2 separate regions of the Mus musculus genome follow, and region 2 is linked to region 1. Evidence: chromatin loops called from intact Hi-C (ENCODE). Cell type or tissue: left cerebral cortex. All regions are shown on one strand. Each heading gives the region's core, and the rest is flanking DNA. Links, peaks and the distances in the headings are about the cores only. Region 1 holds the start of Dhx32 (DEAH (Asp-Glu-Ala-His) box polypeptide 32). Region 2 overlaps Bccip (BRCA2 and CDKN1A interacting protein).

The links. Peaks named below come from ENCODE experiments on the same cell type or tissue, not always from the same donor. Only the 100,000 strongest peaks of a DNase experiment are listed, where the experiment ranks them.
Region 2: a loop joins it to region 1, with 2.4 times the contacts of the local background. A loop is called at or near these places in 17 of 42 quality-filtered maps.

What each region holds. Positions count from the first base shown.
Region 1 is chr7:133,765,445-133,782,238 of GRCm38, forward strand. Dhx32 (DEAH (Asp-Glu-Ala-His) box polypeptide 32) reads right to left here and starts at 11,359. Exons shown (of 12, transcript NM_133941.2): 1 at 11,158-11,359. It overlaps Fank1 (fibronectin type 3 and ankyrin repeat domains 1), which reads left to right and starts at 11,447. Exons shown (of 11, transcript NM_025850.2): 1 at 11,447-11,526. The coding sequence starts at 11,514. In left cerebral cortex, for the core only: no CTCF peak of the experiment used is centred there; DNase peaks (open chromatin) are centred at 8,451, 8,680, 9,217, 9,671 and 1 more place; H3K4me3 peaks cover 1,060 bases; H3K27ac peaks cover 496 bases.
Region 2 is chr7:133,714,195-133,726,684 of GRCm38, forward strand. It overlaps Bccip (BRCA2 and CDKN1A interacting protein), which reads left to right. Exons shown (of 7, transcript NM_025392.2): 2 at 1-68; 3 at 705-785; 4 at 2,667-2,756; 5 at 3,405-3,592; 6 at 4,910-5,084; 7 at 6,513-6,951. The coding sequence ends at 6,683. It overlaps Dhx32 (DEAH (Asp-Glu-Ala-His) box polypeptide 32), which reads right to left. Exons shown (of 12, transcript NM_133941.2): 8 at 11,010-11,201; 9 at 10,206-10,355; 10 at 8,848-9,035; 11 at 7,955-8,136; 12 at 6,741-7,202. The coding sequence ends at 7,034. Among named protein-coding and RNA genes, the nearest start is that of Bccip, 11 kb to the left of the region's middle. In left cerebral cortex, for the core only: a CTCF peak has its summit at 4,622 (motif pointing left); DNase peaks (open chromatin) are centred at 3,474, 4,590 and 4,800.

The DNA.
Region 1 (16,794 bases), core at 7,670-10,169:
TATATTCCCTTGCTTAGAAGAGGGGAGTGGGTAAATGGGCGAATTCATAAACTCACTAGTGTGTACCTGCACTCAGATCTCACCAGTCCAGTACCTAATGACTTGGGTTGTTCTTGGTCCCTTCGGGAGTTACTGTTAGCAATGAGAGGGCTGCCCCCCTGAGATTCAGAACCCAGCAGGCATTACACTTGCTCCAGCACCTCACAGGCCTCTGTGGCTGACAGTGGAGAGGCCACAGCCTCACACACGGGGGAGTTACCCATCCACCCACGGTCTTCACTTAGACTCTTGCTGGAGCTTTGCTAATCCCTAGGATCCTGAACCTTGAGTACAAACGGTAACTGAATAGAGGAGCCATGTTAGGGCCTTCGGCACTTTATGCCTTTAAGACATCTGACGCACTGTCCATAGGCAGCGCTCACGACCCAGTCTCCTCATTCTCAGTGCCTGCATTTTCAGGTTTCCTCACTTATTCAGCCAACACTTGGCCTGCTGCACGCCTGCATGGTGGCCACGCTGAGACGGTGCGAATGGGCAGCGGATGGCTGGCTTCTTTCCCGGGCCTTCTGTCCAGCCAAGGCACAGGGGGTGTCGAAATGGAAATTCTTTGTCCATGAAACCCTCCATCTTATTGCCGAGCAACTAAAAGAAGGAAAGCTGGCCGGTGGCCCATGCAGGAGAGGCAGGCAGATCTGGGTGCTGGAGGATTTCAACAATGAGAGGGAGCCAGAGCCCAAGTGGCCTGACACGCTGTGGCACACACACATGTGGTCTGACAGGCTGCGGTACAAAGGCTGTTCACACACATATGGGACGGCTTGGCGTTTCTTGGTCAACTTTAAATGTCCTCCGCCTTTCCTTACATTTTCCTCTTGACTTTGACAGTACATGAGTTTCTTCAACACTGTCTATCTTTCCCTCACCTGACTTTAGGTTTTTAAAGTTGCCCATGAGATCCAGCTTTGGAGAAACCAGGAAGGCACATGTAAGGCTAAGGCACAAGCCACAACGCCTGCACAGAGCAGAAGAAACCAGTAAACCCAATTCATGTAACAACAAACCCCTAAGAGTTACTACCAGCTAAGCAGCACCTCTCCTTTTTATGTTTTTTATATTTATTCTATATTTAGTTTGGCCCCCTGCACGTTTGTCCACCATGTGTATGCCTTGTGCTTTGCAGGGAGTTGGATCCCATAATTGGAATTATGTATGGCCATGAGCTGACACATGGATGCTGGGAATTGAACTTGAGTCCTCTGGAAGAGCAACAAATGTTCTTAACCACTGAACCACCTCTCCAGCCCCTGCTAAGGAACATTTCTTAACAAAAACTTTTAATATTATTTTCTAGTAGGTCTGACAAGTCAGTTGGTCCCAACCTTGGGTTCACAGGACACATATGAAATATCTTACCTCTTTTAAATTATTCTTTTACATGATGTCCAACTTTATATGTAGCCAATTTGCAAAATGTACTCGTTTTTGTAAAAGCTCTCCAGGATTTTGATTTCTCTGATGTTCCCTCAAGATCTATCCATCAGTAAATCATTCATGACTCATGTGCTTGCACATAAGAGCAAATGATTAGACAGATCTTCTACAAGGCTTCTTAGCCTTTTCTGCTCAAAATCCCTTTATAACCTCAGAAACTTTGTTGTGACTCTGGGTATACAGGTACATAAAATCAATAAACAAATCAAACATTTACTGATCATAAATCATAAAGAAATTCACTTAAAAAGATGTATGTATATACGAATGAATGTATATGAGTATTTTATCTGCATATGTATTTGAACACCAGCAGAAAGCACTGAATCTCATAGGACTACAATTATAGATTGATGTGAGCTGCCATATAGGTGCTGGGAATTGAATCCAGGGCCTCTGGAAGAACAGCCAGTGCTCTTAACCACTGTGCCATCTCTCCAGCACCCCAGAATTCACTTTTAAAATAATTCTTTGACATATGTATAGCATCACCATTTATTAAAAGCAAAATTGCGTACTAATGAGATGAATTTATTTTTGCACAAAGAATAAAATCTTGGCTGGATATACTGCTGGGAAGGAAGCCTCTTCAGCGTCTTTAAGGTTAACTGACATTTTGATTTTAAAATCATTAATTGCTGAGAATGTCAGTTTCTTTGTACAAACTCATTATATAAGTGGCAGAAGTGCATTTAGGGAGACTTCAATATTAGACAATTCTGTCCTAGGCTGAATTTTATATAATTCTCCCCCTGAAATTTAAGTGAGCAATACAAACAGCAGTTTTTAAAACCAAGGATTCTACCATACCGGAATCCAAAAGACACAGTAGTTGGAGGCACACTAAGGAAAGATGGTACAGAGCAGTCACTCTTTGTTCTCTGTAGCCAAAGCACTGTTTTCATAATAGCGGAAATCTCTGGATGCACAATAAGAACACTGAAAGTCAGGCGCTGTGGAGCTGGCTCAGTTGGTAAAGAACCTGATGCTCAAGCATGAGGTATGGTTCCACCCTTAGCATCCACGAAAAGCTGAGTGTGGAGGTGTGCATCTGTAATCTCACTTCGGGAAGAGGGGCAGAGACAGGTTTGCTGGCCAAGCTGGTGAGCCCCAGGTGCAACTAGAAATCCTGTCCCCAAATATAAGGTGAAGCCACCGGGGAAAACACTTGACAATGACCTCTGGTCTCTCCAGTCACATGCCCATGTGCACAGACACCTCTACACATACACCAAAAAGAGACACCAAACAGAGCACCTGCCATCGTAGCACAAATGGTTTGGAATCTGAGCCCTCGTGTTTCAGGCAGAGCTGGTTGGCACTGGATTTTCTGCTGGCACAAAACAAAGTGTATATGTCGTATGCTCAGGACCAAGGCTGCCATGAAGCTGCACAATACAACAAAGCAAAGCAATGCCAGAAACACCTAGATTCATTGCCAGTTCTATTTTGAATTAATTTGGGGTTGCTGTGTGTCCAGAAACCCTTCACTTTGTCACATTTTTTGGTGACTCCCAGTTTCAGTTACAAGAAGATGGGTTCTTAATAATAATCTTTAAAAGTTACTTTCTCATTCAGATGTCGCATATTTCTGTAAGATTCAAATGCTGTTTTGCAAACAGAAACACTGACCTCTGTGATGCCACGTGATGCTGGAGGAGTAACACAGTATGCTCTTTTCTCATGGAAGCAGGAGCCCATGTGACCAGGCTGTAAAACCCCTGCAAACACTGTGTGCTCGAAACGTGCCACCTCCCACACTTACCCATCTCCCTCTTGCTCTAGCTTAGAGGTAGTTCCAGAGTTATCTTTGCAACTCCTAGAAAATAGATACAGGCAGTGTGTGGGCTGTGTGATCAGCAAGGATTTGCTGAAGCGACAAGCAATATACTTACAACTCACCAAAGAGAAGGAATGAAGACTGCACATGAGTGCTAGTGGCTTTCAGGATAAAAGGCCATCTGGTTTTTTGGAGCATGTGATCATGGGTCCAATATTCCATGGCAATTTTATGCAAAGTGTTGATGTATGGCAAACTAAGAAGCTGGTACCAGAGTGTAAATGAACTCACTGTCTCTCCACTGTAACCTTGACAGAAGGGCTGGATGGTGCTGACCTGTCTGCAGACCACAGTTGGGAGAGCGTGGGTCCACACACCCCTGACGATGGACTAACAATGATGAGGATGATAATTCTGCTGATTAGTGCTCACAGCAGGCTTACTTTATGCCAGATGCTGATAAGCACTTAAGCACTTTATATGGATTATTTCCTTTAAACCCTTAAGAACCCCATGAGGGTTTACTTTATTAGCCCCATTTTTTTTCAAATGAGGAAATGTAAGCCTTCAGAGGTTTGGTTAATTTATCCAGCTTTTAGCATCTTGGCTGTGATACAGCGGGTGTTTGAAGTGAGTTAGTCTGATCCTGGGTAAGTGTATGGTGCCCGCTGAGCCATGGGAGCACTCCATGTTCCAATTTCCTTAATGAACAGGAGGTTGGTTGGGTGCAGTGGCCCATGCCCTGACTTCCAGCACCCAGGAGGCAGAGGCAGGCAGATCTTTGTGAGTCTGAGGCCAGCCTGGTCTAGGAGAGCCAGAACTACACAGTGAGACCCTGTCTCAAAAAATAGAAGAAAATAGGTTTCTATGGTATCAGTACAGGTGAAAGAAATACTTGACCCCATGGGAGGTGTCAGATAGTGTTTAAATAGGGGTGGGGAAAGATACTTTTGGCCAAGCCTGATTACCTGAGAACAGAATGCTGGAAGCTGTCCTCTGACCTCTACAAATGCATCCTGCGTTATGTGTATGTACATACATACATACATTCATACAGAAATATACACATATAATTAGTGTAAATAAAATGATGTTTTTGAAGTACAACAGGTACAGGCCTGTTTTCGAGTCTTGCTTATGTATTTGAAAGGTATAGGGGGCTGGAGAGATGGCTCAGTGGTTAAGAGCACTGACTGCACTTCAAGAGGTCCTGAGTTCAAATCCCAGCAACCACATGGTGGCTCACAACCATTTGTAATGAGATCTGATGCCCTCTTCTGGTGTGTCTGAAGACAGCGACAGTGTACTCACAAACATACAATAAATGCATCTCTTTAAAAAAAAAAAAAAGAAAAAAAAAAGAAAGGTATGGTTCTAACTGCCCTTGCAGGGCTACATGTCAAATACTTAGCATATGCACTTTCTCAGCTACGAAATGACTCCAATGACACAATGGGGCCATGTCCCTGAAGTACTCAGAAAGCTCCTGCAACCCCAGGGGGCCCAAGTCTGAGGCAAGACCAGAAATTCAAGACAGGGCTGGGCTGCACCGCAAGACTTAGGTCTTTCTCTGCCTATGTTCTCATAGGCCCAGCCTTCTCCAACATATATCATATTTGTTTTCCAGTAGTCATTAAAAATCTCTCTGGAAAAGATGAAGTCAAAATTCAAAATTTATTTTTAAAATCTTATTTCTAGACTTCAAAAACACTGACATTGAGTTTAAGTAAATGAATCATCTTTAGGACTAGAGAGATGGCTCAGCAGTTAAGCGCACTGGCTGTTCTTCCAGAGGACCTGGGTTAAATTCCCAGCACATATATGAATGCTCCCCACCATTTGAAACCCTGTTCCAGGGGAATCCAACATCCTCCTCTGGCATTAGGCACATGAGGGACCCAGACACACACACAGGCAGAGCATCAATTAACAATAAAATTTAAAAATAATGTGAAAAATTCATCTGCTTTGGGAAAACTGCCTAGAAAACCAGTCTTAACTGGGCACTGCTCTGTATCAAATGCAGCTTGAATAATCAATTACACAGTGAATAAAAAATCTTACATTATTTATTTACTTTGTATGGGGGCCACGAGGGCGCTGCTGTGGAGATCAAGAGCCAGCTCTCTCTCTGCCGTGGGGGTTCTTGGGGTTGGTCTCAGTTTCATAGGCTTAGTGGCAACACCTTTACCCACTAAGTAGTCCCCAACCTGTCGCAACTCCTTTGGAGGTCAAATAACCCTTCCAAAGGGGTCACCTAAGACCATCAGAAAACACAGATATTTACACTAGGATTCAAAACAGTAGCAAAATACAGTTATGAAACAGCAACACAAATAATGTTATGGTTGGGGTCACCAGACCATGAGGAGCTGTGGTAAAGAGCCTCAGAATTAGGAAGGCTGAGAACCAACGCACTAAGCCATCTAGCTGGTCCTACAAGGAATTTTTAAAAATCATGCATTATAATTTAAATCTTTTTGGATTTAGACTTTTTATTGACATGTTTGTTTGTTTGTTTTGTTTGTTGAGACAGGTCTTTCTACATAATCCTGGCTGGCCTAGAACTTGATACGTGAGCCTCAAACTCACAGAGATCTCCTGCCTCCGCCTCCCAAGTGCTGGGATTAAAGGCTGTGCCACAGTACATGGCCAGAAAGACTTCTTAATATTTATACATGGGACGCCTCACAGTGAAGTGTGAAAATAAAGGGTTTGGCTACACATTCTCACCACCAGACTGCTGGGTGCTTTTCAATATTATTTTTAAATTAACTTCAACTGTGTAATACTTTAAGGGTGCCGTAGGAAGGGTTCACACAGCACACTGACAGAATGCTAGTCTGGCTTACTTCTGAATGAACAGGTAGGACTCAGCTCAATATGGCTGAGATCTCACCAAGAAATATGACATTTATTGTACCTCTGAAATCTGCAAAATGAACTTTTTTTTTTCAGCCGTCTTATTAACTTTTTTAAAAGCCATTTGTTTACTTATTTGGAAGGCTGAGCTTTACTTTGTAGCCCAGGCTACCCTTTCCCTCCTGCCCTAAGCACCTGAGTGCAGCGACTACAGCCATTCACCACTATGCTCTGCTATAAACAGCCAAGTACCACACCCTAGTCCCTTCTCGAGGCATCATTAGACCGACTTCTGAGGTTACATTTTTCATGGATTACTGTCCTAAATGGAGACCTTGAGCCCGACAAATACCAAGCAGCTTTCTTTTCTTGTTGACAATGCATTTTCATTCTGCATTCACTTTAAGAATGGCCAGGAGCTGGTAGAGGGTGGAGCAGGGGTGGGGTTGGTAGGAAGACTGATGGAGTGAGGTGGGAAGGTACAGTGATTTGAGGGGATGACCAGACCCGCACTCCTGGGCCTTCTTTCTCACAGTCACAGCTTACTCCCTGGCTTGTCCTTTCCTTTGTCTGTTAGCCTCTCCTACCACCATAGCACTCTGTTGTAAAATGCATGTGCCCAGACTCCCGAATCCCTTTTTCTCACTAAAGTTCCTATGGAGAAAATGATCCCAAACTGTTGGTACAGTCACCCGGCTTCTGCAGACTTCTTTTAGTGGTTGCAGACCCACATGTCTAACTATTGCTTATAGGAAACACAACACGCATGCACTCATACTTCAACCTGAGCTTAGTACACAGTCTGTTCGTCAAATTCTTTACAAAGCTTGTTCCCTTCTTTTGGGTTCTACACTTCAGCAAATAGCAGGAGAGCCCACCTTCCCCCTCATGTTAGACATGAGAGGTGGCCTGGCTTCTCCTTCACCCTGCATCCCCAAGACCTCTGAGTTCTGCTCCCTCTGGTGGCTCACCCCTCCCCTCTGACACCAGTGGTTCCCTCCTCCTGTGACACTGGCTCCACAATCAACAGCACCCACTCTTAGTGACCTTGTCTTCATACCTTAAACAAAGCCAAAAGCCCCTCCCATTTTGTTTTTCTGTCTCTAATTTTGACTTCCCGCTAATGTTTGATCCTTTCTGAATGGAAAATGATCCCATCACTGACTCTTTTTTTTTTTTTTTTTTTTTGGTTTTCGGGACAGGGTTTCTCTGTGCAGTCCTGGCTGTCCTGGAACTCACTTTGTAGACCAGGCTGGCCTCGAACTCAGAAATCCACCTGCCTCTGCCTCCCGAGTGCTGGGATTAAAAGCGTGCGCCACCACGCCCGGCTCCAAATTTTTATTCCCTTTAAAGAAAGACTCAGTCTCTAGGTTCTCTGTAATCTCATCCCGGCACCTCTAGCTTCAAGTCCGTCTCTTCTATGTATGCATCTGTACATATTCCGCCAGCACCAATTACTGCCCACACTTGCTTTCTGTTGCCTTTTGTCTACTGCCCAAGTAATCCTTTGAAGGGGAAGCCCTCTTGCCCTCACACCCACCCATCACCAAGGGCATTTCCTAGACTCTATTTATGAGACAAGGACATATTAGGGTACACATTGTTACTGTTCAGCAAGTATTTGCCCTACGCCAACATTTCCCTTTCCACTTAAAACTCCACAATTAAAGGGTGTTTGGCAACATGGAAGGCATTAGTATCCATATCTACTAATACATTATTATTACTTGAAACCAAGTCTCCTAGCCTAAGCTGGCCTTGAACTCACTATGCCACCAAGAATGGTTTTCAAATGCTAATCTTCTTCCTCTACCTCACCAGTGCTGGGGTTACCATGGTGGGACACTGAATTTAGTTTATACTTGCTGGGAACTGAACCCAGGGCTTAGTGTAGGCTAAGTAGTCTACCAACTGAATTATTCTCCAGTCCCTACAACTACACATAATTTATTCTGATTCTTACTAAACTATAAATGAGCCAACAGAGGCTCCTGGCTTTTCCAAAGAGGTGTGCCGAGAAATAAAGACTAATGAAAAGACCGGAAGCTGTCCTCTCTGTTACCATCCCATCCAAACCAAAGCCCACCCCTTATTAAAGGGATGGGTTTATATAACAGAGAACAAAAGCTTGATCAGATCCAAAAAGCTCAAGATCCAAAAACAAAATGAGAGATGACTATTACAAGAAAAGTGTAGCTTTAGCTAAGTGCTCCACTGTAGAGTCCCTCTAGTGGGAGAGAAGTTCTTCAAATGGGCATTAGGCTTCCCCTGGAAGATGTGCTGGGGAGGAAGGAGAAACAGCCAGACACTGCAGCCCCATTACACCACATCACGGATGGGGAAAAGAGCAGAGGGGCAGGCGTTCAGGGGAGCCCAGTGGTTTGAGTCTAGTTTGCAACAGGTTTACCGGGAAAACAGTAAAGCAGATATGGAAACAAGGTTGTATCCTACCTTTGACTGAGCCCCTTAGTGAATTCAGAAAGTAGCAGAGAGTTAAAACCCAAAATTCCTCAAAGCAAAGCGGTTCTCCCAGTTATGACAGTGGGGGCAGGAGACAGAACCCACATGCTCAAGTGATGTAATCCTGGCTGCCCTATTTGCGCTAAATAAAGCTAACCTCTAACTGAGTTGTCTTCAGTTTTCATTCTGGGAGGGGCAGCGATCTAAGAAAAAGAAAGGTTGCACTTTTTAAGTCTTCTGGCTACCTTGTTATTCCCTGCTAAGGCTGCTTTCCTTGGTTTGCTACCTGGACGCCACAGCTCTGTGCACAAAGAAACTTGGAAACTTAAAAACAAAGCAAAAGCCCCCCCCTCCCCAGGGCCTCTTTGATTTTCCTTTGACCAGGAATAACATTCTGAACATGACAGCCAAAGGAAATGGACATAAGAGCAGAAAGAACCCAAAGTGACAATAAAATCTCGAGCATCTTCTCTCAGGGTAAACACATCCCTACTCGGAAGTTCCCATCCACTGAGTAAGTACACTGTGCTAGGTGCTGGAGGGGAAATGTCGTGATGAACACCATCCCCACTCCTCCTCCTAGCCAGTTGTTTCTTTCAAAGGCTCCACATCCCCTGAAGAGCTTGGTTTCACAGTTAACTGTCTTTATGCACGGAGACTTCCTCAACGCCCACTTCTAGGATTTAGGTCTCTTCTAAAGCATTATAAGTTACTCCTTCAGTAATTTCTATTTCCACGTTTTCAATCTTGAAATCCACACACAATGGCCACATTTAGTCTTTATTACCTTAGCATGGAGATCTCCACTCTCATTTAAGGAAAAAAAATCCCTCAATATCTAGGCTACTGATTTTCTGACATTTTAACTTCCTCTCCTGTGTGTGTGTGTGTGTGTGTTGCCAGGTTTGTTTGTGACATTTGCTGTTCCATTATAACCATGTCTTCCTGCATGGGAAAGCGTCATTGTGATTTTGCTTCTGAGAACCAGTGTTTGGGAAATATTGGTACTGAAGCACCCAGAATCTTACTCTGTCTCCTCCGTCCTCTAAGTTACAGGAACCTGAATTTCTCTGTTTGATACTTTAGCCTAGGAAGTTTGAGTTCTGCATAAATCACAGCGCTTGTCTGCACCCATTCGTAAGCCTCCTAGCTTTGACAATTCACCCTCATAGAGAGGGAAGCCTAATTTGGCAGAATATAATAAATGTCCATTTCCATCACAGAATAGATGCTTCTTGGATTCAACTAAGCTTTGAATGACTCCCTGGGGAAAGTAATTCTCCCCTGAGTCCTTGACAGCCACGCGGTAGAAATCTCTCTACTGGCAAAGATGAGTAATCACTTATATGACCCCAATAGAGCTGGCTGGGCCTTCCATTTTTCTCTAGTCCTGTCTATGGCAGCAGTAGGGGTTGATGGAAGGCCTTTAATGTCCAGCGCTGACCGGTAAATCAATCCTACAATTTCCTCTGTTTCTCCGCACTTCCTCATCCCTTTCTTATCTCTTCTCCATTTTTCTTCCTTCCTCTGCTTCCCCCTCTTCTCTCCTTAACCCATGACACTCTCTGAGGTGGTTTGAAAATTCTACACCATACCAGATAAAAATTCCTAGTGGGTTTTTCCCCCCTTCACACCTTTCTTAAAGGAAAACCTGGATCCTGGTCTTTGAAACCAGTATCCTACACAATTTGGCTGACTCAGTGACCCCCCTCTCCCCCCAAAAAAAATCAACAGGAAAAATGAGTATTGTAACACAAACACAAACACACACACACACACACACACACACACACACCAAACTAAACCAATTTCCAAGATCCCACAAGGGGCCCACAGCCTGAAATATGATAGGTGACAGTGGGGATGATAGACAGAGCAGGACTAGGGGAGGAACTGCCCGTAGTCTCAGTAGACAGCCTTGGCCTACTATAGAGGCAGGAGCAGCTTTCACACCCTCACCTAGGCAAACGGATTCGAACACCCCTCTCTGAAACATGTGGTGCAAAGAACGAGTCCTCCAGGAGGAGCTGAGAGCACCCATACTCGGAGTCTTAGGGTCATCCTAGCCTTGACCTGGGACAACATCCCGGTATAGGGTACCCACCCTGGAAAAGAGCTGCCACGCGCAAAGGCCGAGTCCGGACCATGACTTGGGGCAACATCCTGAAGCAATAGCCCTTCACTCTGGAGAATGGGTACTGGCAGGCAAAAGCTGGGTCCTCCAGCAGGAACAGGGTCTATCTCGACTCTCACCCGGGCATCTCCGGGTTCATCCGGACCCTGACCTGGACGGACGCCAGATGCAGGGGTAACCCTGACTCTAGCTTGGGGTTACGGCGGTGCAAAGACCGAGTCATCCGGCTGGAGCAGGGTTTGTTCTGACTCTCACTGGGGCGTCTCAGGTCATCCTAGACTTAACCCACCAGGGTCCAGAAGATCTCAGGCCGGAGCTCCGGTTCTCCTTCCGGAGCTGGGGGCGCCCTCGCCCTCAGCTGTGCCTGGTCGGGCGGGGCCGCAACAGGTGCGCGGCCTCCCTGCTTCCCCGCCGCCTGCCCTGCCGTTACCTGCAGCGGCGGCCGCCGAGGCCTCCCAGAGCCTGGGCGGGAGCTTCCCGAGCCCGGCCGACGTTCGCGTGGTCCCTAGAGGAGCTGACAGAGCGTTCCCGAGCTCGGGGCGCGGCTCTGCTGAAGCCGCCGCGCTCCCGGGTCGCGACCCCCCTGCGCCACTCCCGCCCGTGCGCTGCTCTGCGTTTCCACGTCACTTTTTGGTCCCTCCCTCTCGCCGTCCGCCGGGCCCCGCCCGCCCGCTCGCCTGCCCATCCCCGGTTGTCAGGGCAACCCGAGCGACGCCAGACGAAGACAGGCGTTAGGAGGGCGGCGCCGCCAGGGCTGGGCCCGAGGGCCCCCGGGAGCAGCTGACCATGGAGCCCCACAGTAAGCGGCGGGCTAGGGCCTGGGGTGCGAGCAGAGACCGAGCTAGCCGGGCCAGGTCTCGAACCCTCGGCTAAATGATCCACAGATTCCACAGAGCACGGCTGATGCCCTCACTAGCAATGGGCTTACGAATGGTTAATAGTGCTTCCAGTGTCTTAGTGAACCTCCATGGAGCCTGGGCCTTGAATTTATGTGTTCTTGCCTCTCTTCGATCTTATCCCTAAAGTCTGTGGTATATATAATTCATGTGCTTCCGCCCAGCATAAGATACATAACAAAAGTTTCTCATTCCTGTTTGTCTTAAATTTTCCGTTCTTTGTTATTGACTATTCGTGCGGATGCATGTGTTTGTGCACACGTGTGCAGGTGTCACACAGGTGCACATGCAAGTGTGCCACATTTGTGTGGAACCCAGAGGGGACATTCTGGTGTCTTTTCTTGCCATCCACCTTGGTTTTAAATTTTTATTTTATTTTATTTAATGTGTACAGATGTTTTGCCTGCATGTATATGTCTCTGCACCACTCATGTGCCTTGTGCCTCTACAGAGACCAGAAGAGAGAACCCAATCCCCTTGAACTATAATAAAAGCAGGCTGTGAGTAGGCTTGTGGGTGCTGGGTCCTTTGGAAGAGCAGTCAGTGTTCATGATATTTGAACCACATCTTCAGGCTCCCACCTTGGTTTTCAAGACAGGGTGTCCCACTGACCTAGAGCTCTAGTGAACTAGGCTAGGCAAACCGGCTAGCAGAACCCCAGAGGTGATCCTGTCTCCAGCTCTCTAGGGCTGAATCTACAAATCACACCACCACACTTGATATTTTATGGAGGTTCTGGGCATCAAACTTGGCTCTTTTACTTTCTGCAAGCATTGTTTGCGCGAAGTCATCTCATTAGCCCTGGTTTTTGTTTTGTTTTTAAAAATACTCTTAAGTTTGAGTTTGTCTCCTGCAGCCCAGGCTGACCTTGAGTTTAGGGCAAACTTCGTGACCTAGCCTCCTGAACCAGTGGCTCAGAATCTTCATGGCTCCACATTCTGAAAGTGCTGGGGCTACAGTGCTGTTTTTCATTTTGTTTTGATTGAAACAGAATCTCACTATCTCTCTGGCTAGCTTGGAACTCACTGTTTAAAGACCAGGCTGGCTTCAAATCCACAGGTCCACCTGCCTCTGTTTATGAAGTGCTAAGATTAAAGGCATGGGCTACCACGATGGGCTACAAAGTTGTGTATGATAGATGGCTGAAGATGTGTGCTTTAGAGTTGCTAGAACTGAGGTACCCTGGAACTCACCTCTCTGTCCACTGTTTTTCCCAACCTTTCCAGGGACTTTGTCCTAGGCTCCTTCCCTCCTCCCCACCCATGCTGTTTTATTGCCTCCTTTGTTCTTAAAACAAATACACTGTTTGACTTAGAGACTCCAAAGAGCTCAAACCTTGATAAGATTCAGTTTGATGCTAAAAAATAAATCAAATTGTCTTTTTTTGCATAGTTTCAAACATAAAATACTTAGACCAAATCCCATGTTCCTTAAGGGAAACACACACACACACACACACACACACACACACACACACACACACTCATTTCATAATAACAAGAAAATTTAAAGGCTTCCTCCCTTTTAACTTGCTGAATATAAAGCCTACAGGTTGGGAGTTACAGTTGCTTGGATTGGTAGGATTTTTATACAACATCTATCATTTGTGTTTAAAAGTCAAAGGATTGTACACTTTATCCAACCTGCTGGGAAAAAAATGAATATACAGCAATGTTAGGGATTTACTCTCATTCCAAACCGATGCCAGGCTGTGTGTGATCTTTTCCTAGAGAAAGTATCTGTGTGTGTGTGTGTGTGTGTGTGTGTGTGTGTGTGTGTGTGTGTGGTCGCATGTATCCCAGGCTGCTCTCATATTCACTATGTAACAAAGGATAACTTTGAACTTCTGATCCTTCAGAATGCTGTGGTTATAGGCCTTCCCCAGCCCCATGTGGTGCTAAAGATGGGATATCGATGTGATAGCTTTTTGACAAGCCCTATACCAACATAACTACATCCTTAGCTGAGAAATATATAACTTCTAAAGACAGCTTTATTTTCTGTAAGTATGCAGTACTGTTTAAAGTTGTACACTGCGAACTGCAAAATCTTCAGCCCTCGATACTTTTATTTGTTCTCTTTTCTGGTTCCTACTGTGTTCCCTGTAAGAACTGGGGGGGGGGGGGGGGTAAACACACAGCACAGTGCCTCGTGGGTCAGGCCAAGAGTGCATCGTCCCAGAGACCCACTGGGGAACTACTGAAACCTCCCATGGCTTGAAAGTGGGGAAGGGCAGAAAGACAGGCTTCCAAGAGAAGCATGAAATAGTTGGCTTGCACAATAACTATGGCTAAGGATGAGGAGAGGTGATTCCCATTAGATTTCCCTGTACATAGGCCCTAAACTTGGGGAAAAGGGGTTCAGGGGCAGAGAAAAAAAAAAAAGATTAAGATGTAGACAACAACAAGAGGAGACAAAGTTGTTTGGTCAGAGGGAAAACAGGGGCGAGATCAAGAAGGCTTTGAAAGCAGAATAAGAAATGTTATCTGGGGAGGCGGGGTGGGGGTATCTTGTTAATATGCTTGCCTTGCAAGCCTGAGGACCTGAATTCCATTCCCCAGAACCCACATAAATGCTGGGCTGGCATGGAGGCTGGCCTCTAATCCCAGCCTGAGAAGGCAGTGACAGGGGTCCCCACAGCATGGTGACTAGCTGTTTGGGCAAGTTCTGGGTTTGATTGAGAACTTCTGCCTTAGGGAATAAGAGAGAAAATGATCTAAGGGGATTTACAATGTCAACTTTGGGCATCCATGGGCACATAATGTGCACCCAAACAGCATGTGTGTTCACACATACAATTGTGCACACTCCATATACATACCACACACAGAGGCACTTGAAAACATCCTTTTTAAATCTGCGGCAGGGGCTTACTATGTGCTCTTGGCTGGCCTGGAACTCGCAGAGATCTACCTCTGCTTCCCACGTGCTGGGACCGAGGATGTGTGCCACCACACCTGGTTAATACAGTTATTATATCCATGACTGCATTTTTGCTCTCTATCCCATTAGATTTAAAATAGAAAATACACACCAAGTTACTTATGCCCATACAACAATGAAATTTATTCCTTTCACACACACTCAAGTGTATGTATTTGTATTAATTTTATATAACTTAGAAATCACCACCTTAGGAAATCTTTTGCAACCTAATAAACACCATTTTGGATAATTGCAAACCGTGGTTCATAATTAAAAGGCCAGTCTACTCTCTAAGGTCTCTTTCAGTGTCAGTATTTGTATCCAAGATGGGAAAAAGGTGATTCTTTCAGAGGTAATAGAAGCACGGTAGCTATGATACTAACTAGTGCTAACTATAAATAATTTCAGTCATGGCATTAATAGCATTATAGCAACATCAGGTTGTTAGGTCAGGATTATGGAGCACATTTGAAGCCTGGTGTATATACCATTCCTTCTGCTACTGAGGGGTTTCAATAACACAGGAGTAGTTTTATGTCGCGTTGGTAAGTTGATTAAGAAGGATCCTTCTTACTTTTAGTTGTATATCCAAGGGCAATGCTAAGAAACTACTAGAAATAACCTGTTAGTCCAATAATTTCCACTGTCTTAGCTTCCTATTACTTTTAGTAATGACCCCTGTTAGTTGAGTCATTAAAATCTAATAAACACAAACCTCTCAGACCCCACAGCTGGCTTAAACTCTGGCACTAAGCAAAGGCTGGTGGGGGCTTCTGCGGTGCCACAGAATAATAGCAAGGTAATGAGCCAAGAAATGATTCCCCCAGGGAAAGGGCAAATAAAATCAGCCCATGACCTTGGCTGCTCAGGGTGGCTAGGAGTCTTGGCTTGCACAGTTACCTCTAATTACTTTCTTTGTAAACTATCAGGCAGATAACCTGTATATAAAAACCACACGGGGAACGGGTGCCTTGTTTTTTAAGTTGTTTAAACTGGTTGTTGTGGGGCTTGCTTTTGATGCCAGCACTGGAGAGGTAAAGCTGATGTCTGTGCCAGGCCAGGCCAGGCCCCCAAATAAACAAAACCAAAGCTCATTTTATTCCAGCACTACCACCCCTTCCCTTAATATGTAACACCAGGAGTGGATTTGGGAGTCTGTGGCATATTTAGAGCAAACAGACAAGCCCCAGGAAACCAATAATCTAAATATAACCTGTGCATAATTATCGGTTGCAAAAACTGAATTTGTTTATCAAATGGAGCAAGATAAGCCCCTCCCTCCAGCTTCCACTCCCTACATAACTTTGGGTCAATCATAAATACAGTGCTCTGAGTATGTGTCAGGCGAATGACACACAGGCTGTTTCATTTTCTTTTCCATTGTGTGTGTATGTGTGTGTGTATAATATATATAATATATATTACATGCAAAGAAAATTTATGTAATTATATCTAATATCTAATTTCTTTTCCTATACACATACATATACAATGTATCCTGAAGGAAGCCAGGCTATAAAAGCCATTAATGTAATCCCAACACTCAGGTGGGGAAGAAAGGAGGGACCAAGTGCTCAGGGTCATCTGAGTGACTTAGAGAGTTCAAGGCCAGCCAAGGATATGGCAGACCCTGTCTCAAAAAGCAAACAAAATAAAACAAAACCCTCAAACTCAAACAGATGTAAACGGTCGCATTGACTAAGGGGCTGGGCAGCATACATGAGGGAAGTGACTCCTTTCTCCAAACCTGCTTGTCCACTTGACTCTGTCATCTTCCTACTCACTCCAGCCTGAAGTTGGAGTCACCTTGGATTCTTGTTACCACAGCAGCCCTCACACATGCCCTGGTCGCCAGTCGAAGTGGACCCAGGACGTGCTCCCCTCCCTCCCTCCCTCCCTCCCTCCCTCCCTCCCTGCTGGCATCAGTACCATCTTGTATGACCACGATGGCTATGACTGTATGCTCTACTGATATCTGCAGTGCCTCCCTCCCGCTCTGAAGCCCTTGAAGGTTCTTATTATGAACTAGCTGCCCTCACATAACACACTTTGGATCGTAGATCTATTCTGCTTGTTCAGTTCTTCCCAGCACAGTAGATGTCCTTGGAGCCGCCAGGGGAGTCCTCCCTCCTGCTCCAGTGGAAAGGACCCTCAGATCCTTCCAGTCTTCTTCTCCATCCACGCCCTCCCTGAATGTCTGACGTAGACGTCCCTCCTCCCTAAAACTTTTCCTGCCTCTGTACTTC
Region 2 (12,490 bases), core at 3,235-5,734, 56 kb before region 1:
ATATTGAGTTTGAAGCCTATTCCATCTCAGATAACGATTATGGCGGAATTAAGAAATTACTGCAACAGGTACAGTCTTTCCAGAACTTCCCTGTCTGTCTTCTGCACCTTGCTGGAGGGATTTCTCCTTTCCCAGGTGAATGGCTGCTTGTGCCTTTCCTCCTTGTCCCGCTCCTGGTTACAGTGTTAAAGTTTGCTGTACCCTGGAGTGTTTTCCTTTGCATGTGGACACCGCTGAGTTCTGATCTTTCTTATAATTCACATCCAAACATGGTGGGGTCAAAAACAAAAATAATTTTGTAAGGGAGGAAGAGTTTGGCTTACAGTTCAGAGGGGACGCAGTGCACTGCGGCAGGGAGGGCAGGGAGGGCAGGGAGGGCAGGGAGGGCCTCCCCCAGCATCAGCAGCTCAGAAGCCGAGCATTGGTCTTTAGGTAATAGCCACAGACCTGCACCTGCTATACTGTGACTTTACTTCAAACAACATGGCCTGTGTTTCTCTTCTTCCCATGCCTGATTGCTAAATACCACGGGCTCTGTCTTCTCTGACGTTTATCTGACTCTGGCTGTTTGTTTTCCTCCTGGGTTACTTTACAGCCAGCTGGGTCAGCTCACTACATCTCATTGTTCTTGTTTAAATAATGGAATTGCGGTGTTATTAGAAATTGTGTTTTGATCTTAATATAAAATATTTCTCTTCTTTCAGCTTTTTCTAAAAGCCCCCGTGAACACTGCCGAGCTGACGAATCTCCTGATGCAGCAGAACCACATTGGGAGTGTGATTAAGGTCGGTGGGGAGAGGGACACTGTGGCTGCTTTGTCCTCTTTATCTCCTGCTGAAAGGAAGTACTGTGAGGACTGCCCAGAGGTTGCTGCAGTGGTCCAGAGGTACTGTGTGCAGGAATTCAGGCATCACATGTGCGCCCACGAGTGGCCGAGGTTGACTCACACGTTTGCTAGAGCGCTGAGGTTAGCAAGCATAGATGGTAGGTTGAGAGGGTGGATGGATTACAGGGTGTGCACACTTCGCGTCTGCTGTGCTGAGCTGTGTGTGGAAGATGCTGAGCAGCAGCTGGAGCTCTGAGTTTTCCGCAGATGTCAGTCACTGATATCAGGTGTGATCGGAATTGCCACAGGAGAGGGAAGGACAGATGCCCTGGTCATGCCAGCCATGCTTCTCTGAGCAAAATGAGTGGCAGAGACACCAGAGGAGCTGATATGAATGGCTGCAGTGAGAGGGGAAAATGGTATGAGTTCATAAAAGCAAGGAAGGGCTACTTAAGGAAGCACTTGCCCAGTAAGTAGAGTTATAGAAAATGAGGACCCAGCACGGACTCAGCTCTGCCACCTGTCCCCTGGGGCCCTTCTGGTTTCCTGTTGTTGTAAAAGTCCCACAGCTTAGAATTGCAACAGGCATCTGTTTGGTTTGTGGACCTGCCATTTGGACAGAGATCAGATTCACCTCAATTCCTGCTTTGTTCTGTGAGCCAAGAAAGCTTGGCGTGGGGCATTATTGCATGGGTCTCGGTCGGGACTGTTGCTGGGTCAGCTGAAGTATGGAGAAGCTCAGAAAGAGATGGTGGAGGACCAGGGCTGGTTCAGGAGCTACCTTTTCATTTTCATCTAGTTTTGTTGAACTTAAGACATCTTTGCCAACTGGGCAGTGGTGGCTCATTCCATTAATCCCAGCACTTGGGGACAGAGACAGGTGGAGCTCTGAGTTTGAAGACAACCTGGTCTACAGAGCTACTTCCAGGACAGCCAGGGCTACAAGAAACCCTATCTCAAAGAAACAAGCAAGCAAACAAACAAACAAAGCCAACATCTTTGCCAAAGGCTGTCGATGAGCACTAAGAGCCCGTGGTGCTGAAGGCAGCTATAACAGGTACAAGGGCGTACTGGACATCATAGACCCCGCTGGGGTAGAAGTCAGGTTCATCTCATCTTGCTCATTCAATGTGGAGGCCTTGAGAACTTAGTGTGCCAGGCTGAGGGCTTGAGTGCAGTGAGAAGGGAGTTTATGGTGTGGACAAGCAAACAGGCAGTATGTGGACAGATTTAATAAACCCTGGCTAGGGCTTTGTCTCCTAGTGGAGGGGCAATCAGAATAGAGCTAGGGAGTTTAAGATGGTTCATCGTTACCATTCCTTGCTGTTTGCTTTCCCCCTTTGCCCATGTGGCATGTATGTTTCCCACATAAACCCGGGTCTCACATGTAGCTGTAGCTGGCCTGGGCTTCATAGAGAGCCACCTGCCTAAGATTAAAAGCAAGGAGCGCCATACCCAGCTATACATGATTCTTCTTTTCTTTTTGGTTTTTTTCAAGTCAAGGTTTCTCTATGTGGTTCTGGCTGTTGCTATACATGATTAACAGGCATGGTCTATATAGGGAGTCCCAGGTCAGCCAGAACTACACAGGGAGGCCCTGACTTGAAAACGAAACCCAAAGAATCTTGGGTAAAGAAACACAGAGCAGGATGACGTCATTCAGAATGTAAAGAGGGGGGGGGGCAGACGGGTCTGGAGGGAAAGGGTTCTGAACGTTGCCACTCTGCACTCAGGACGCGACGGCAGAAAGACAAGCTTTGGCTTTGCAAAGTGGAAAATTGGTGTTGTACTTCTTTCCAGCCGAATAACGTGAAGTTGAAGTATTTTCCTTTTAAAACAGCAAACAGATGTTTCAGAAGACAGTGATGATGAAGTGGATGAAGATGAGATCTTTGGCTTCATAAGCCTTTTAAATTTGACTGAAAGAAAGGTTAGTTTCACTGAGTGGCTTTTGAAGCCTGGGATCTGCGGTAAGGACGGAGTCTTCTGTGTCAGACTGTGATACTGTCAGGGCAAGTGCTCCTTCCTGCTCTGTTCTCAGTGTGGAGCAGTCTTGTTAGGAGTGATTTGTACCAGCTTAAAGCTGATTTCTTCAGGTGGCATGGTCACTAACATTGTAGTGTCTGGTGTTGGGGCAGCGCTACCGACGCTGGATCTGTTTGCGGGATCCTGCAGCCGGTCTCTGCTCTCAGTACAGTGTGCATACAGAGGGAGGGTTTATTCAGCAGCTTCCAAAGTTGAGAGCCGGCCCTTAACATGGGTTTTGTTATCTCTCTTTATTGACTCAGAAATGAGTTCTGATAAATCTATGCCAGCCGCTTATTCTCTGAGAAGAAGGTGCAGGCCACAGGCCACCTTCAGTTTTCAAAGGAACATTCCAGTTAATTCCAACTGGTTTTGTGAGGTGTAGTAAGATTGCTGTTCCAGTGTGTGAGTGTAAATTATAAACTTGACTTACCACCAATCATGGGATGGTAGTTAGGTGTAGTTATTTTTAGAAGAAACACTAGGGTGTAACGGCAGTGGGAGGAAACCCCTACTCTCGAGGCAGAGAGCAAACCTTCTCTTTACTTTCCAGGGGACTCAGTGTGCTGAACAAATTAAAGAGTTGGTTCTAAGCTTCTGTGAGAAGACCTGTGAGCAGAGCATGGTTGAACAGCTGGACAAGCTTTTGAATGACACCAGCAAGCCTGTGGGCCTTCTGCTAAGTGAAAGATTCATTAACGTCCCTCCACAGATTGCCCTGCCCATGCACCAGCAGCTCCAGTAAGCAGCTCTGGGACGTGCCTTCAGCCGGTTGCTTTTTACAAACCAAGTAGATTCAGAGATGGATCTGTGGGTGTAGGTTGCCTGGGCTGCAGCAGGCTGGGGGTGGGGGGATAGTGCATGGGGGCTGCTCATTTCCAGCATCCAGCCCCTTGAGCAGATTTGATTATTAGTGGCAGAAATTTTAATATTTTCAAAGTTTCAGGTGTTACAGAAGCTGATGAATTTTCAGCACTTTTTACTTTTGACTTGACAGTTTCCACATTCACAGATGCCTGTAATTTGAACAAAATGTTGAACAAATACTAAAAAAACTAGAGTCAGATTCTTACACCCAATCCTTAATACTGCCCCTACTTCTTGGCCTCCTGATGTTGTTTGATGCAGGAGTTTGAAGTTAGAAAAACACTTAAACATAGAACTACACAGTTTAGAGAATGAAGTGAGGGAAGGAGCCTTGATGCCCAGGGTTAGTGTAGACAGGCATGCTAGCTGCCTCCCTCACTGGCCCCTGCTCCTCCCTGCCTCCCTGGCTGCAGCTCACACTGCCCTGTGCCCTCCAAGGTTTGTCCGTGTCTTCCTCTAAGCCCCGGCTCCTGCTTATTGAGTCTCACAGGATTCAACGACTTTCTGCTGATTTTGTGTGGAGCCAAAGTGGATTGTTCTGAATTTATTAGTTTTGTTTAGAGGCAGCTTATTAATTTTGGAAGGAAAGGAAATTCACTGCCATTCTGTTTATTACCTTGGAATTAAGGTTATCTACATCTGTGAAGTTTCTGCAGTGCCACTACACTAGTGACAGGGCTTGTGTAGTCACATGTTCTCATGCCATGCGCTGTGCCTGTGTGCCTCTGAATTTGCAGTTAAACATTGTGCAGGTTTGGGCTGGAGAGATGGCTCAGTGGTTAGGAGCACTGACTGCTCTTCCAGAGGTCCTGAGTTCAGTTCCCAGTGATCACATGGTGGCTCACAGCCATCTGTAATGGGATCAGATGCCCTCTTCTGGTGTATCTGAGGACAGCAACAGTGTGCTAACAACAACAACAAAAAAGTGTAGGTTCTTACTTATTTTAAAATTTGCACAAAACAGTGATTTTGAGTGAATCTGAGATCATTTGTTAGTGGGTAGGAGTCTTTCTGAACTTAGATTCTTCACTGTTTATAGCAAAGCCCAGGCTCATCACATTCTTGGATATAGCCAGCAGCATGAGTCAGCCCAGCCAGTGTGCAGCAGAGTCCAGACGGTGCTGCATCGGCTTTCTCTGGGTCCAGATAGATGTAACCCAGTGGTGACCTGTGTGTGTCTGTGTCTTGTAGGAAAGAACTGTCTGAGGCGCGAAGAACCAACAAGCCATGTGGGAAATGCTGCTTCTACCTGCTGATTAGTAAGACATTTATGGAAGCAGGAAAGTCCAGTTCCAGAAAGAGGCAGGACAGCCTTCAGCAGGGGGCACTGATGTTTGCAAATGCAGAGGAAGAGTTCTTCTATGAGGTAAGGATGCCCCGCTTCATCTCTGTTAGCTCTAGTAGCTGTTCTTGAAAATAAGACATCCTTAGGCTGGGCCATGGCTGTGCACACCTCTAAGTGCAGCACTATGGGGAACAGAGGCAGGGGGATCTCTAAGTTGAAGCCAGCCTGGTCTACCTAGTGAATTTCAGGACAGCCAGGGCTACACAGAGAAACCCTGTCTCTAGAAATTAAAGAAACAAAAACAAAATCTTATCCTCTTGAGTCCTCTAGCCCACCTAGTCTGTGGTCTCTGGCTGCTTGCTAACACACTGTCCAGTATGGGTAGGTGGTGGGGGTGATGTGGGTACTGCCTGGGACCAGTTAGGCACTTAAGAGCATGCTTACAGTGTGATAGTCAAGCCACATTTGCATGTTTCAGTTCTAAGACGTTTCCCATTTGCAGATCTGAGGGACAGTCATCATAGCTGCCCTGTGCCCTGAGGTCTGAGTGTCACCCACTGGTGGATCTCTAGCACTTTCTGTATTGTGACGCTGGGCACCCAAATCCTAGACAGTATTCCTATATCCTTTCTCCATTGCCCTCTTCAAAAATCTTAGGGCTCATTATTTTTCTGAATTGGATAATATAATTTTAAAGAATATATATATATTTGTGTGATGGGGATCATCTCGTAGAGGTGGGGGCTCTGTGCTGGCAGGCCTCTGTTAGCCCCAGGGGTGTAGGGTATCCCTGCATCCAGTTGTGTATATGGACTCTTGGATCAGATCTGTGGTCAGACTGGCAAAGCTGGGGTATTCACCCTTTGCACAGCAGTAGAGATTTGGCTCTGCCTTTGTTGTACAAGAAGTAAACAGCAAACATGGGGTATGGAAGCATGAGGACCTGGGAGGTGGGACACGGTGGCACTTGCCTGTAACCCCAGCAGAGACACAGGAGAATCCTGAGAGCTCGCTGGTCAGCTTCCAGTTCAGTGGTGAACTCGTACAAATGGAGACCATTTCAAAGAGGCCTGTGTAGGATTTCAAGATGGTCTAGCTATGCAAACGCCATGTGGATACACCGAAGTGTCCCAAGCTAACTAAGGAAGCTGCCAGGCATATGAGGATCAGCATTTGAGGACAGTTCTCCTTAGTCCCATCTATTTGTCATAATATTACCTTAACAGTTGAGTGAGACCATGAAAGTAACTTTGGAATTAGAAACAATGTCACCTCTGTCACTTGGCTGCTTGTTCTGGCCTTGAAATGTTACTCCTTCCTTCATTTTGGTCCCCTGTGAGTTGAAATGTGTTTGGTGTTTCATCATGTCTCCCTGAAGTGTGCGTCTGAACTTACTTTATTCTGAGTGTTCCTTCCCTCCGCTGTTAGACGCAGTGCTCTTTATTTGGGTCAGTGAGCTCTGCCTCTGAGTTGTCCACATTTTCCTTCCTGTCTCTTCCTTTGCTACAGAAGGCAATCTTGAAGTTCAGCTACTCGGTGCAGGGGGAGAGCGACACTCGTCTGGGAGGCAGATGGTCCTTCGATGATGTTCCGATGACGCCTTTGCGGACTGTGATGGTAATTCCAGACGACAGGATGAATGAGATCATGGAAACCCTGAAAGACCATCTCTCCGTCTAGTCCATTTCCCCCAGACAGTGACAGGCTTGTTTATGTGTAATTACCAAGAAACCCATTGAAGAGATACTGAAAAACTCATTATTTTATTCAGATTCAAGTCCTCTACAAAAAGTAGGGTTCTGTTCCATGTGTCTGTGACACATTTACAAAATGATTTTTTTCTTTATTTTGGTCAAATTATGAATGATTGGTTAAAAACTTCCAATAAGAAAAGCATGGAATAGTAATTTTAAGAACTTAATAAAACTATTTTTTTATTTTAAAATCATACTTGAAGTGTTCATGTCCAGGGCTGCCCTGGCTTCGGCAGCTCCTGTTGCAGTGTCCGTGTTGCACTATGTTGGGAGAGGTCACTGGATTGTGCATCTCTGCTCAGTAGCATCTGGGCACTTGTCACACACATCCTGGTCCTTGTTCACAGTTTCTGTGGGTAGGTGGCCTGCAGCTTGCTGTAGGATGTCCTTGCTTTCACTAGGAGGCAGGTTACTGAAATAGTACTGTGGTACCAGCTGCATAAATCTGTTCATTTAAAACAAACAGAACTATGAACGCTGGGGAGTGACAGGCAGATGTGGGGGTACGGGTCCCCTCCAGCCCTGGGAGCATGTGCAGACTTGGTATTTCACTGGAAGACTCGGTAGCTTGTGTTGCTTCTGTAGGTAACACAGGCTCTGGTGGTACTGCACTGAGACTCCCTGCACTTGCAAATGTTACTCCTCTGGTACAAATCCACACAGTGGAAGTGCAGCACACCCTCATCAGAGTAGATACTTGGTAGGCAACAAGGGGAGTCTTTGCCACTTAAGTTCACCTAGCTCCACTCTGAGTCCACCTGTGTAAGCTGCGACCCTGAACATCATGCGGTGCCTTTAGGCTGAGTCTGGAGCCAGCTGAGTCCCCATCCCCAGTGTTGCTATTCCTGTCCTTTCACCACTTAGCAGCTAGGGATCTTTATAGGATAGAGAGCCTTCCTCTTGCCTAAACTTCATTGCTGTGCATTGCACTAGGGGTAAAAAGCTGTATACCTTCTGGAACTACCTGTCTCTTCAACCTCACCTTCCCTCCTCCTCTGCATCACCCCATCTCCCACCCACAGCTCCAGCCAGTGGCTATCTGTTGCTAAAAGCTGGCTAAGCCTATTCCTCCACACAGCCAGTGCACTGGTGCCTTCTCTCTAGCAGTCTCATAACTGAGAATGAAACAATCCATGTGTGGCTTATTCCTACAAGTGTGAATTAAAAAGAAAGCCCTTCCTTCCCAATTGGACTTACAGCTCAGGGGAGACTGCGGAGGCGACCCTGATGTAGTTGTTCTCAGATATGCTGAACTGGTGGAAGAGGACCCACTCGGGCATCTTCTTGGTGATGGAATAGCTTGATAAGGGATGCAGCTGAGCAACCTGCTTATGTGTAAGCATCAAGTAGTTACCTGACCCGTCAACATCCCGAGCAATCTAAAAAGCAGGTTCAAAGAAAGAGAATTGATACACAAACATGTTAGTTTAAAAAAAATCTGAAGATTTTCATATAGAATAGCTAAAATAAAATTTGTCACAGATTTCCTATTTTCAGATAGTAGAAAATAAGGCACAGTGACTTTGTCTTTAAACCTGAGCCGGTGACAGTGTAGCCGCAGCACTTTAGGGCTGCTGTTAAGTTAGCGTTGAGGTTATTAAATAAACCCCAGCATGCTTGCTCTGCCATGCTGTCCACGTGCTCCAGGCTACCTCTGCCTGGTCGTCAGCTCAGCTCATACTCTGCCCTCTTACATAGATACCTGCTTTCCCTCACAGATGAAGAACTATTCTGCAAAGTCATTAACACTGGTACAGTGTTGTGTACTCTGATGTGAAGGACATATCTACTATCATTGGCACTAATGTGGCTCCTCACAGGGACGAAAGGAACAGCTGAGGCAGTAGTACATTGGCTTGCTGTGCTCTCAGATCACTAGTAAACAGAGAAGAGGAGCTGTGGTGTGTCAAATTAACATAAAGGATTCTGGCTTGAGAAGACATGTACTTAAATACCAAACCTCAGATAACATCTTTTTAGTGTTCCTTAAAAAGTTTAAGGTCAATCAAACCATCACCATGAGAGAGTGCTGGCTGAGTTTCCCAGGCATGTGGGGCTCACACTTGCCAGGACAGCTCTGCCCTGCTTACCTGCATGAAGTACCCAGAGAGCAGCGCTTTCTTGATGTTCAACCCGTTTTCCTTGGAGCCAAAGGCAGGCTCTGCATAGGGAAGCTCGATCCGCTTGATGATCTCTAAGAGTTCTGCTCGGATAACGTCTGCCATCCTGAGAGCAGAGCAGCTGAGGAAGCAATCGTGACACCACATCTCCACACAGTCTAGAGGGAGAACAAAGGCCACTCAGATGGTGTGTTAGACTTCTCTAAGCTCTATGGAAGGCCATGGGAGTGAGTGGTAGGAAGGTGGCTAGGATTAGGTTCACTGGGGCTGTGGGATCCGCCACACCCATAGCTGCTGCTGAGGGTATGTGAGCTCACCATACTAGACAGTGTGTCAGTGTGAGAAGCACACTGCTGTCGCCTGTGCCTGTGGAGGCACCGGAGACTGCATCAGCATGCACACTTCCTTCTCTGAACAGCAAGGATGTATAGAGCTAGAGACCCAGAGCTGAAGGGAAGCTGTTAGCATCTATTCCTCGGATCATCCCATACTTCATTTAGTAAGGACCTGCCAGGCTGACCTGGGAGTTCATTATGTCAAACACTGGCTCCTTTACCCTAGGTACAACTTTGTTTTAAATTCAAATGTGCTAGTCTGATTCAGTTTGAAGGTACTTTCTTGGCACCTGTAACTGTGTCTTGACTGAAGAATGTGGATAGCCTTGGCCCAGTGGACATCAGACCCTCATCTATCCTGTCCTGTCCACATGTCCCACTCAGAGTAACAGAAGTCCACACTTGGTCTGATGCCATCACGCAGCCTGCTGCTCAAAAGCTGATCCATCACCTTTCCCTCCAGTCCACGTGGAAACACTGCATCCCTGCTCTTGACATGAGCCTTGCAATCTGATCTCAGTTCTTCTACATCATTGCAAACATCATTCACACCTCATCTTCTGGAGCACAGGAAGTGAGGCTGCTCTGTGGGAAGCGGAGGAGCCTCCTTTGGGGAAGCCGGCTGGTCCACTGCTAACCCCAGCTATCTGTCCCCTGCCCTGGCAGCTTCCCCAGCAGTGGGCCCTCACCTGGGGCATTACAGTAGCCACTGCAATTCAGGTGCACCCGTCTCTGTGCTTCAGGCGTGCTGCTTCTGAAAGCTGGCTGACCAGAGTACTAAAGCTCCCCAAATCCAGACCTGTGCCGTGACATGCTAGGCCTCTGGGTGGATGGCAGTGGCCTGTGGTATATTTAGGGACCCAGTGCCATTCTGTTTAAGTGGCTGGTGGGACTATCAGAGAAGGGAGGCTAGTAAATAATTCAAGTATTTGCGCCTCCTCTGGGGAAGGGGAAGGGACTGGGGAGGTGGTTTTGGGGAACATGGTCACATACGTTCATTGGCAGAGTTCAGAACTGTATCTTGGTAGGCATTGTAGACATTGATGAGCGTAAAGTGATCACCTTCAGGGTGCAAGAACGTTTTCCAGCAAGTCACTGCAGCCTCCTCAGCACCATGAGGCACGTGCAAAAAGCAACTGGGAGCTTTAAGATGCAAGAAGTCACAGTCAGCAACATGGAGGACAATCCTGGCCTGATGGTGTGCCAAGGGGCAGGACCCCCGTCTGTAAACCCACTCTTGCCTTGGATCTCTGGATCAATGTGCTGTTCTTAATATTTTTGTTGGCTTGGAAGCCAAGAAATGAAAAGTGAGTGGTCTTAGTGCTTTGTCCTTTTTGTGCACGTTGTTTTGCCAATAGCAGTTAGCACTCTGCTCATATTCTTGTAGAAGCATTGTGTCCAAATGTCAAGGGGCCCAGAGGGTCAGACACAGGCTCAGGACTATGTTCAGATGTAGCACAGCATTTAGTCCATGCTGCTGTCAAGGAATGTATGAAAATAATAGGAGCCGGTATAAAATAACGAAGCTGGCAGGAAACACAGGCCGCCCAGCTGTCTGGGAAACACCGCCTGTGGCTACTGCTTGTTGCCTGTTTTGAGCTACACGCGTCCTTTTGGCAAAAACCCAAGCCCACGCCTTTTGGCCTTTTCTGTTTTTGCATTAATTAAGGTAATTGTAAAGGTTTCCCCTTCTCAGTCTATTAAAACACTTTACTATCCCCTTACATCTAGACTCCATTTGAATCTGTACGTGCTGTGGATTCACAGTACCTAGAGAGAAAGGTCTTTAAGGAATACCTGTTACCATGGCAGCGATGGTTAGCATTTCGTCTACACAGTCAAATTCACAGGATGCTAAGATAGACTTTGAGAGCTGTGGATCCAGAGGAAACTCAGACATGATGATTCCAAACTCAGAGAGATTCCCATCGTTGTCCAGGGCTGCCAGGTAATCTAAATCTTCCAGTGCCTGCATCAGGCTTTCTGGAGCTAGGAAAGAGGAAAAAAGTGAATTTTACACAACTGAGGGGGCAGCACGTAGTGACTTTTCATTTTTGCATAAAACAAACAACCAATGAACAGAATCGGTAAAGCAAGAATTGGTCAGACACTAAGCCCGTAGCTTCTGAGGCTGACAGGGTACACCTTATGGCTATCTAGACAAGGACCCTGAAACCGTGGCAGGCTCCTCAGAGGACAGCCACGGACTCACTGCATTTTGCTGCAGTTCTGAGGGGTCAAAGTTGAGGATCTAGGGATCCGAGATCTCTCCTGACCAGGCAGCCATGTTCCAGTCGCTGTGACTTGGAACACGTGGTACTCAAACAACATCTGGAGCAGAGCCTGCTCTCACCAACGGGCCAGCCAGCTCGGCAGCTGCTGCAGGCACAGAACGCTGAACTATGGAAGCAGCTCTTGCACAAGCCTACAAAGCTAGCCTGAGTATACTTAAGGGAAGACATAATATTTGTTGCTCAATAAGGCAAAACATACATGGTCTAGAATCTAGTAAACTGAGGTCCGACAAGGAGAACGAGAGCTAAGACAGAGTGGCCTAGAAGTCACAAGAAAAGCAGAAACACCAGACACAAACACACAAGGTTACTGCAAACAGACAAACCTATCCCATCTCTCATTTCTTAGATAACATGGGCACTCCTACAGTGTGTATTAATTTCCACATCTGCTCAATTTCCACAAAGAAGTCTACTTACTCTCTGTCCTTCTGGGACCAAGTTCTATTAAATACACTGTTTCACCTGTCTGCCACCTGGTATTCCTATAAAGGCTACACCAACTCCTACTGTGCTGAAAACCTGAAAACTGCCTTTTGTCAGTCTCAGTCCTGGAATGTGTGTGGTGTTCGGGAGGCAACACCTATAGGCCTAACCCAGAAGCAACTGAATCTGCCTGTCCCTGAGTTTTAAGTGGCTGACGAGAAAACAATGACTCACTTGCTATCTTTACACTTTGACCACCAAAGGTAACGGTCAGAATTCAAGGCACACCGAGAAACTGCAGCCTCCTCACAAGCTCTAATGTGATCCCATTCCCACTATGGTCGGGAAGCCAAGAAAGCTTTTAGAAACCACAAGTGTGGTCTGGGGTACGGCAGGGAGAGCAGAGCATCTGAGGTGAGAGACTAGGAACAGAGAGGGTGGGGAGGAGCCTGCTGAGACTAACACTCGGGGGAGACAGTGAAATCATTCACCTATTGCCTGTGATCGTCCCCCATCAACATTTACCAAGTGGAATGCTTTCTTTATCGTTCTCCCTGG